Linked DNA regions of Homo sapiens: region 2 is linked to region 1. The links are chromatin contacts, found by Hi-C or POLR2A ChIA-PET in ENCODE. All regions are on one chromosome and are shown on one strand. The core of a region is the stretch at or near the end of the contact, and the rest is flanking DNA. Distances in the headings are between cores, read along the strand shown.

Region 1 (4,016 bases), core at 885-3,384:
GGACATATTTAAAATAGCCTGAAGAAAGAAAGGAAAAAGATAGGAAAGGAAGAGGTTGATGAAAAATCAAACTGTGTAGACTTTACCATTCCATCTTGGATAGAGCATTCTTTTGTCAAATAAACAAGAATAAAGAGGAGCTGAGAACAAAACAATGTTTGCCATAAATGGGCTGTATTCAGTAGTTCTGCTTTAGACAACTTATAAGGCTATTTTCCCCTGAGCTTTCAGTTTAAATAATTTTTGTTTCAGTGCATTTACCTGTGAAATTAATACTTCAATAGGTTTCAAATTCTTGAAACTATATTTTCATCTGTTTAGCCCTAGTGAATCTCGAGGGTAAAACTGATATGAAAACGAAAACTAGATTTCTTAGTCACTTACAGGATTTTAAACAACAGGGAGTCAATACTTTAAACATCTTAATACTATAAAATTTAGGAAGAACCCCACTCCAGCTATATTCCGACTCTAATTTCTACTGAGATCAAATGCACATGAAATAAGACCACTCAGTCCATATATAATAGCATGGAAAATGACTTTTAAAATTCATTTGGTATTTCCTTGATGTAATTAACTGAGCCTGTACTTCACACATTTTAAAAGTTAGTTTTTCCTTAAATGTAAGTTACAGATGAGTAACAGTAAATATTTTAAAAATTATTCATTAATTAAATGATTCTATAAAAAAAATCTGTGGAAAGGCCTAGGTAAATTAATGGGTGGGTATATAACTAAAAACAACTTGTTTCCCTGTCATTATGGTTACCCCTAGTTCTCCTAGGCCAAACTGCAACCTGTATGTTGTTTTCAGCTGTGATGGAGGTCAACCAGAGAGTGTATTCAAAATATTTCACTGATCTTTTAGTACTTCCTGTTTCTGCCATCAGGCTCTGTATGTGAGACACTATTTCCAGCTCCCCACCGCCATACCCTTGCATTATTTCTCTAGTCTCTTATAAAACTTTTACTAGGCCAATTAAGTTGCTTACAACTGGGCAGATTTTTACAACCCTGCCACATTATCTAAAATCACTAAATTAACTTGAAAATTAACTGAAAAAAATGTTTCTTTAAAGAACAGTAAGGTTGACAAGCTTTTATAGTAAGAATAAGATAGTCTGACTTTTATGCTTACCTTAATTAACATAAATTTCTGCATTGGTTCAACCCATTCTAATAGAACAATGCTAGTCTGAAGTGCTCCACATAGGTATTTATGGCCCGTGTAAGGATTTCTTACTGTCAAAGCAAAAATATAAATGAGTTCTCTTATAAAACAAAGTCATTATGACAATAATTGCATGCTCAAAAAAACAAACAAAACTAAACAAACTAAACATAAAACAAAATCAAAAGCTGGTTGCCAGTTCAGTTTCTTAATTAGAGGGCTGGGTGAAAAAAATACTGTTTCAGGTAATAGCAGGAAATGCCCTCTTAACTTGCAGGATTTTTATTTGTATGCACAAATGAAACTGCTGGTTATAATGAGGCTGTGGGGTAAGAGGAAGGACTTTTCGTCTTATGATGGTAGGAAAATTACCTGAGGTGGCAACATTCTGATAAAAGGGTCAAAGTAAATTTGGGAAGAAGTTGTCAGACTCCTAAGATACAACACATTCGGGTGGTTCACAAGGTGCTTTTGGTGGTAATGTTCAGAGGCAATAATGTTTTGTTTCTGAAAATAAAACACTTGTCTATCTTCCCCCTTTTGATTCAATTCTTATGGTCACTAGAAAACATCACAGATATTAATCGAACCTTAAAATACTGGTTTACAAATAATAAAATTGAATTACCTCAGATTTTGAAATTTTCTTCTGGTTATAAACCAGAAGAAGTAAAGTAAATATATGTGAAGTAAATATATTTGGAATAAAGATAAAAAAACTGAACTGTGAAAAGGGGAACAGCAGTAAAGTTCACACACTTCAAATAGATTTGAAATATTTAAATGGCAGAGGAGGAGAACAGCAAAACTGTCCCGCCAAAGAAAACAGAGAAGTCTATATAGGAAATTCTTTCCTATAATTAACTTTTCCTAAAAACCTGCCCCTTTGTCCTCAGGTAGAGTCAAGTAAATTTGCTGCAGTTCTAACAGAGACTCAACCACCATGTCTAAACCCAACCTTGTCATCCTCTTTTGCTCTAAACCAGCTGTTCTCGCTTCCTGTTAACACTTGCCCTTCTGCCAGTCTTTTGGGTTTGAGGCCTCAGTCATCTCTGACATCTTTTCCCTTCACACCCAGATACTCCTTCCCTGCTATTTGCACTGCTACTGCTCTAGCACAAGACTTCCTTCCTTACTTGTTGCACAGTAATAAGTACATGCTCACACAAGGCCAATGGCTCACACTCATCTGCCACTCTCCTTTCTATCATCTGTATCCAGCTAAGCGAATAGTCAGCATTTATTATGTAACCTTTATGATTTTTTTTTTGCCTCCACATGTTATGTCATTTCTTCTGTTTGAAATGACTCTCCATCTATTCAGTTCAAATCTGAATCTGCCTTATTTTGAGGCCTGGCCCAAATGCCACCTTCTTCAGTGAGCCTATGTTTAGAGTCCTTTCCACACTATACTTGTGGTATAATGACTCATGTGTTTATCGTCCCTTTTATAATAATAGTAACTTAAGGGAAAGAAATCATTTTTTGCTCTGGCTACATGCAAATAGAACAACTAATTGTTATTGGGGTGGGGGAGGAATTTAGGTGAGAGGAAGGTGAACATAAAAATACATGCTGAAGGAATAAATGCCATCTCACAAGCCATTGCTAAGCAGAATGGTGAATGGTACGTAACAGGACCCTTGGAAAACAGGGTGTGATAAAATGTGGTAAAAAAAAAAAAGTCATACAACTTTCTCCATTTACCTAGGCAATAAATTATTTGTTTAGCAAATAATTTATTTGCTAATAAACATTTATTTGCAAATAAATTATTTGCAAGGTACTATGTATTAGGCTTAGTCTACACAGAGATGAAACAGCCAAGAAATTTGTTCTACTTAAGCAGGAAAAATAAAGTATTGCTGGCAGAATGCCCTGGGGTAGTACTGTTTTATGCCAGATTTTAGGAGGAGTCTCAGAGAGCTATATGCTATTGGACAGTTTACTTACCAACACAACACTTCTGGCACCATTTGGTTTCAGGGATTTTTGCTGATACAGAAAATTTCCTAAATGTAAATAAAAGTGAGTACGTAATATATGTAGGCAAACTTAGTATATGAAAAAGCTACTGTTATAGATCAGTGCACAAAGGATGAGTTCAAAACTGGTGCTGACATACTAGCTCATCTATTAAAATTAGAATAAAAAGGCCGGGTGCCATGGCACGTTGCCTGTAATCCCAGCACTTTGGGAGGCCGAGGTGGGCGGATCACAAGGTCAAGACTTCGAGACCAGCCTGGCCAACATAATAAAACCCCGTCTCTACTAAAAATACAAAAAAATTAGCCAGGCATGGTGGTGTATGCCTGTAATCCCAGCTACTCAGGAGGCTGAGGCAGGAGAATCGCTTGAACCCAGGAGGTGGAGGATGTGGTGAGCCGAGAGCACACCATTGCACTCCAGCCTGGGCAACAACAGAAGAGCAAAACTCGGTCTCCAAAAAAAAAAAAAAAAAAATTAAATAAATTGGATCCCCTTCTCATGGCCCCCAATCAGTTCCAAATGGGTTAAGGGTTTAAATATGAAAACAAACTATAGAAGTCTATAGAAATATATGACCTTGGGATTTAAGAAATACAAAAACAACAAATCATACAGGAAAATGCTGTTACATTTTAATTGGCTTTTTTGCCCCCACTGATTCAACCTTAGCACCTCAAACTACAGGTGGCAGTCAATTACTGAATTAGTAACTTTGGTTTACCAAAAGATATCATTGAGAAAATGAAAAGCCAAAAACTGGAGAGAGCTATTTTTAGTACATGTAATACATTTACATGTACTGTAAAAAGCTGTCTTATTATAAAAATTTGTGAAGAATTTCTTTTTTAGAAAT
Region 2 (4,016 bases), core at 1,003-3,502, 110 kb after region 1:
ACTTTACAGGATAAATGATCGAGTTACTTCCACAGAAAATTACAAGGAAAAAAGATAAAAAGAAATTAAGTGGGAACCTATAGATATAACGTAGCAACTATTTGCTAAGCGTAGGTCTTATTAATAAAGAACTGTAATGTTGTTAATGGTTGTAGTTACGTATCTTTAATAATTTTATTAAGGCATACGTTTAAATTGGATAGTTCAGCAATTTCAAGTGTATAATTCAATGGTGCTTTTAGTAAATTTACCAAGTTGTACAACCATCACTAGATTATTCCCATAAGACCCTTCACGTACAATAATTGTTAGTCCACCTCGTCCCCAGCTCACCAGATTAACTTTCTGACACCACAGATTTGCCTTTTCTGAACCTTTCACATGGAATCATACAGTATGCAGTTTTGTGTGTCTAGCTCCTTTCACTTAGCACGTTTTGGTCACCTATGTTACAGCATGCTATCAGCAACTTGTTTTTATTGTTGAATAGTATTCAATTGTATGAACACAACATATTCATTCACCAGTTGATGGGCAGTTAGACTGTTTCCAATTTTGAGACATACTGTGAATAATGCTACTATAAACATTTGTGCATGACAATCATTGTGTCGGCAGATATGCAAGAGTAGAATTGCTGGGTCATTATGGCAAATTTATGTTTAACACTTTAAGGAAGTGACAAACTGTTTTCCAAAGTGGTTGCACCATTTTACATTTCCACCAGCTGTGTATGAGGGTTCCTGTTTGTGATTACACTTTTTGAGTATTTATACTTTAGGCATATACACAGAAATACTATGGGCTGGAATTTTATGATTGAGGGATCAAAATAACTGGTGGCGGGGGGAAATGGGTAGCTGTAATAGAGGAAACATATTTATGGTGATTAACCTTTGTTTTCTCTGGGTGGCAGAATATGAATGATTTTTATTTTTTTCCTTTTGTATAGTTGTATATTCTACTTTTATTACATTGATCAATATACACATGGCAGTGTCCAAGACTGACAGTGCAACAACTTGAACATTTCATGAACAGAAAATAATTGACTTGAACAGTAAGCTTTTTCAAGTTTTTAATTTTTTAAGGAAATTTTAAGATGTACAGAATGAGTACTATGTGCCAGGCCCTAAGCTCAGTGCTGGGGGCACAAATTTGATTAAAACTTAGAAACAAAGAAAGGCAAGTCTAGAATGACAATATAGCTATGGTCAGTGCTACAGCAGAGCTAATCACTCAGGAGTCATCTTAATTAGACCCAGGGTCAAGCAAGGCTTCCTGAAAGAGAAGGTTTCTTGAGGGAATGATGTATACACAAAATACTTCTCATTAGAACCATTTCATTAAGTAACACAGTCACTGCTTAATGATTAAAAATGAAGGCCCTGCTTTAAATGCCAAATTTCTTTTTGTAGCTAATATTTCAACAACTTCAAATATCCTTCTTAAATTTCTTATGAATTGAAGAGTAGGAGATTCAGAAAAAAGATAAACATCTTGTCTTGCGATGTTTAGAATATAACGACTACATAAAATCTGTAAATATGTATAACTGGAAAATTTTTTTAATTCATTTTATTTATGTGTGGTTTGATCACAGTCAATCAGCACATCCTTAAATTTTCATTTTAATATCACTTCTAAAAAGTTTATTGATGCTCTAAATAAGGGGTGAGCAAACTATAGGGAAAGAGGGAGAACTGAATATAGAGACCATACATGACCTACAAAGTCTAAAGTATTGGCTATTTGGCCTTTTTTTTTTTTTTAAACAGAAAAAGTTTTTCCACTCTTGCAAAGTCTCTGAATGGATTTCTGTTCATACTGGAGCTAAAACTTGTTTCACCAATAAACTCTTATTATCAGCTTGTAAAGGAAGAAGTCATCAGAAAGGCACTAACTGCTGTGGTACTCGGTCTAGACACTAGCACAATTATAGACTTGCTTATGGTGGGAAGGAGAAAGAGTGGGAAGGGGTTTCTAAGAGAGAATAAACAAAGAGTGAGTAATTAGCTAAGAAAAATGTGGGTTTTGAGGGAAGTAGGAGGAATTCAAAGAACATAGTTGAAGCAGACAAAAAATAAGGAGTAGCCTTAAGGGGCTTTACAATAAGCTGCTCAATTTGGTAGACAACTGCTGGGATAGCAATGAAATACAGAATGTGGAAGCTAGATCTCCTGAGAAAAACTGAGACTCAGAGACATGAAGCTATTTGCCCAAGTTCACAGAGCAAGGGAGTGGGAGACAAACTGAACTACAACTACCTAAATTTCAGTTCTGTTTTTTCCACTACATCACACTGACACCACAAGACGTCAGCCTGGAAATAAACCACTATCAGCTTGTCACAAGTTAGCTCAACTGAGTTCAGAAAGAACAAAGTCTTTTCAGGAGGAGTTCCCCTTCCTCCCCCAATTATCAGTTACTTTTCAGGGAAGAACTGAGCAAGGTGTGTTGTATGCAGAACTTGAAGAAGTGGAGGAAAGGGCATACAAGCAGCTCTATTTATCCCAGATGTTGGGGAAAACAAGAGAATGTTAACCAAACATCATTAAAATAAGCCTTAAGATATCCCATGGCTTTCTAGCAGTAAGAAAAAATGAATTTCAAACAATTTACCTGGTTCCAATTTTATTACTTTAATTGCTGCTAATTCACCAGTGTTAACATTCCGTGCCTAAAAGAAAGAGGAAAAAAGGATTATTGTGAAGAAAGCTTTCATAAAAAGTGTATAAAATTTCACTTTAGCTTACTGTTTTCAGTTATATAAAAATATTTTAAAAGAAATGCAAATGTAATTTATATTTACAAAACAAATAGTTTTTCCTTCACAATAAATTTCAACATTTATGTATAAATTTAATATTGGCAAAACTAATAGCTAATATACACTTAGATGTTAGTACGGATGTGCCAGGCACTATTCTAAATGTTTTAATATTAATTCATTTAATCCTCACAACAACCTTATAAAATAGGTACTGATATTATTCTCATTTTGCAAGTGAGGAAACTAAAGGACATAGAACTCAAAAGAACTTAACAAGGTCATACAGCCAGTGAGTCGACAGTGCTGGGATTCAAACCTAGGCAGTCTAACTCCACAGTCTGAGCCTTTAAGTATTACACTGTATTGCTATTCATTCAAAGGCTAGTTGAACTAATTAACTAGCCTTATATTTTTTCATTTAAAAGCTTTAGGATATGAAAGGCTAACACAATTGTGTATATAATTATGAAAACAGGCCCCCTGCATCCTTTTAAACACACCTGATGGTACAGTCAAATACATGTAGTTCAATGCAAAACCTATTTTTGTAAGCCACATATTAAAAATCACTTTAAAAAATCAAATTATAGATTCCTGGCATTTACAACTGTATAATTATGTATATAAGTACACATAATTATATTATGTGTATTTATGTGTACATATAACAATATATATTATATATAATACACATATAAATAAGCAGAAACTATATTAAAATGGCAGTAAGTCTTTGTCAATTTAAGATATTTTATAATTGGATCAGAACTTTCAATTTGATATTTTAAACTGTTAACTACAAATAATATTCATACCACCAATGAAGAACAATACATGCCATTCCCTGATCACAGAAAGATCCATTCATGTGACCAGATTTATTCCTAGTTGCAACACTCTCTTATTAATGGATTGGTGAAAATCAGTGAATCACCTGGCAAGAGATGGTAACACCATTAACAGTGGAATTCTTCTAAGAATACTAGGGCACTAAAAATACCAGCCAAAGATCTAAGATATGAGGCACCGTCATTGCTGAAAATATAAAATTTAACCATTTAACTCTAAGAAGAACAAAGATATTAAGAGATCTCATAGAAATTAATAAAATTTGCAGGGAAAATTCATTTAAAAATTGTTCCTTCAAACAAAATCCCCATAACTAATAAACACTCAAGGCAGTACAAAAGAGATTTGAAGACTTATTTCAAATTAAACTTAATTTCCATAAAATGGGATAGAT

What was found. A loop is a pair of places that touch in the nucleus more often than their neighbours do. ChIA-PET counts read pairs that join two places held with the same protein, here RNA polymerase II (POLR2A). Pooled maps may share reads with other maps.
Region 2: a loop to region 1 is called in a pooled map, with 7 times the contacts of the local background. The contact joins two enhancer-like sites. A Hi-C loop is called at or near these places in 4 of 37 single-sample maps with no recorded cell type and 5 of 50 pooled maps. POLR2A ChIA-PET finds 5 or more read pairs at or near these places in 1 of 52 experiments (A549).

Annotation. Positions count from the first base shown.
Region 1 is chr2:39,264,062-39,268,077 of GRCh38, forward strand. MAP4K3 (mitogen-activated protein kinase kinase kinase kinase 3) reads right to left here. Exons shown (of 34, transcript NM_003618.4): 27 at 3,128-3,186; 28 at 1,142-1,245. Among named protein-coding and RNA genes, the nearest start is that of CDKL4, 22 kb to the left of the region's middle. Within about 2 kb of position 2,135, at least 3 of the 41 ENCODE cell types and tissues checked have a DNase peak (open chromatin) inside an H3K27ac peak, as active enhancers do.
Region 2 is chr2:39,375,444-39,379,459 of GRCh38, forward strand. It overlaps MAP4K3 (mitogen-activated protein kinase kinase kinase kinase 3), which reads right to left. Exons shown (of 34, transcript NM_003618.4): 2 at 2,623-2,680. Among named protein-coding and RNA genes, the nearest start is that of MAP4K3, 60 kb to the right of the region's middle. Within about 2 kb of position 2,253, at least 3 of the 41 ENCODE cell types and tissues checked have a DNase peak (open chromatin) inside an H3K27ac peak, as active enhancers do.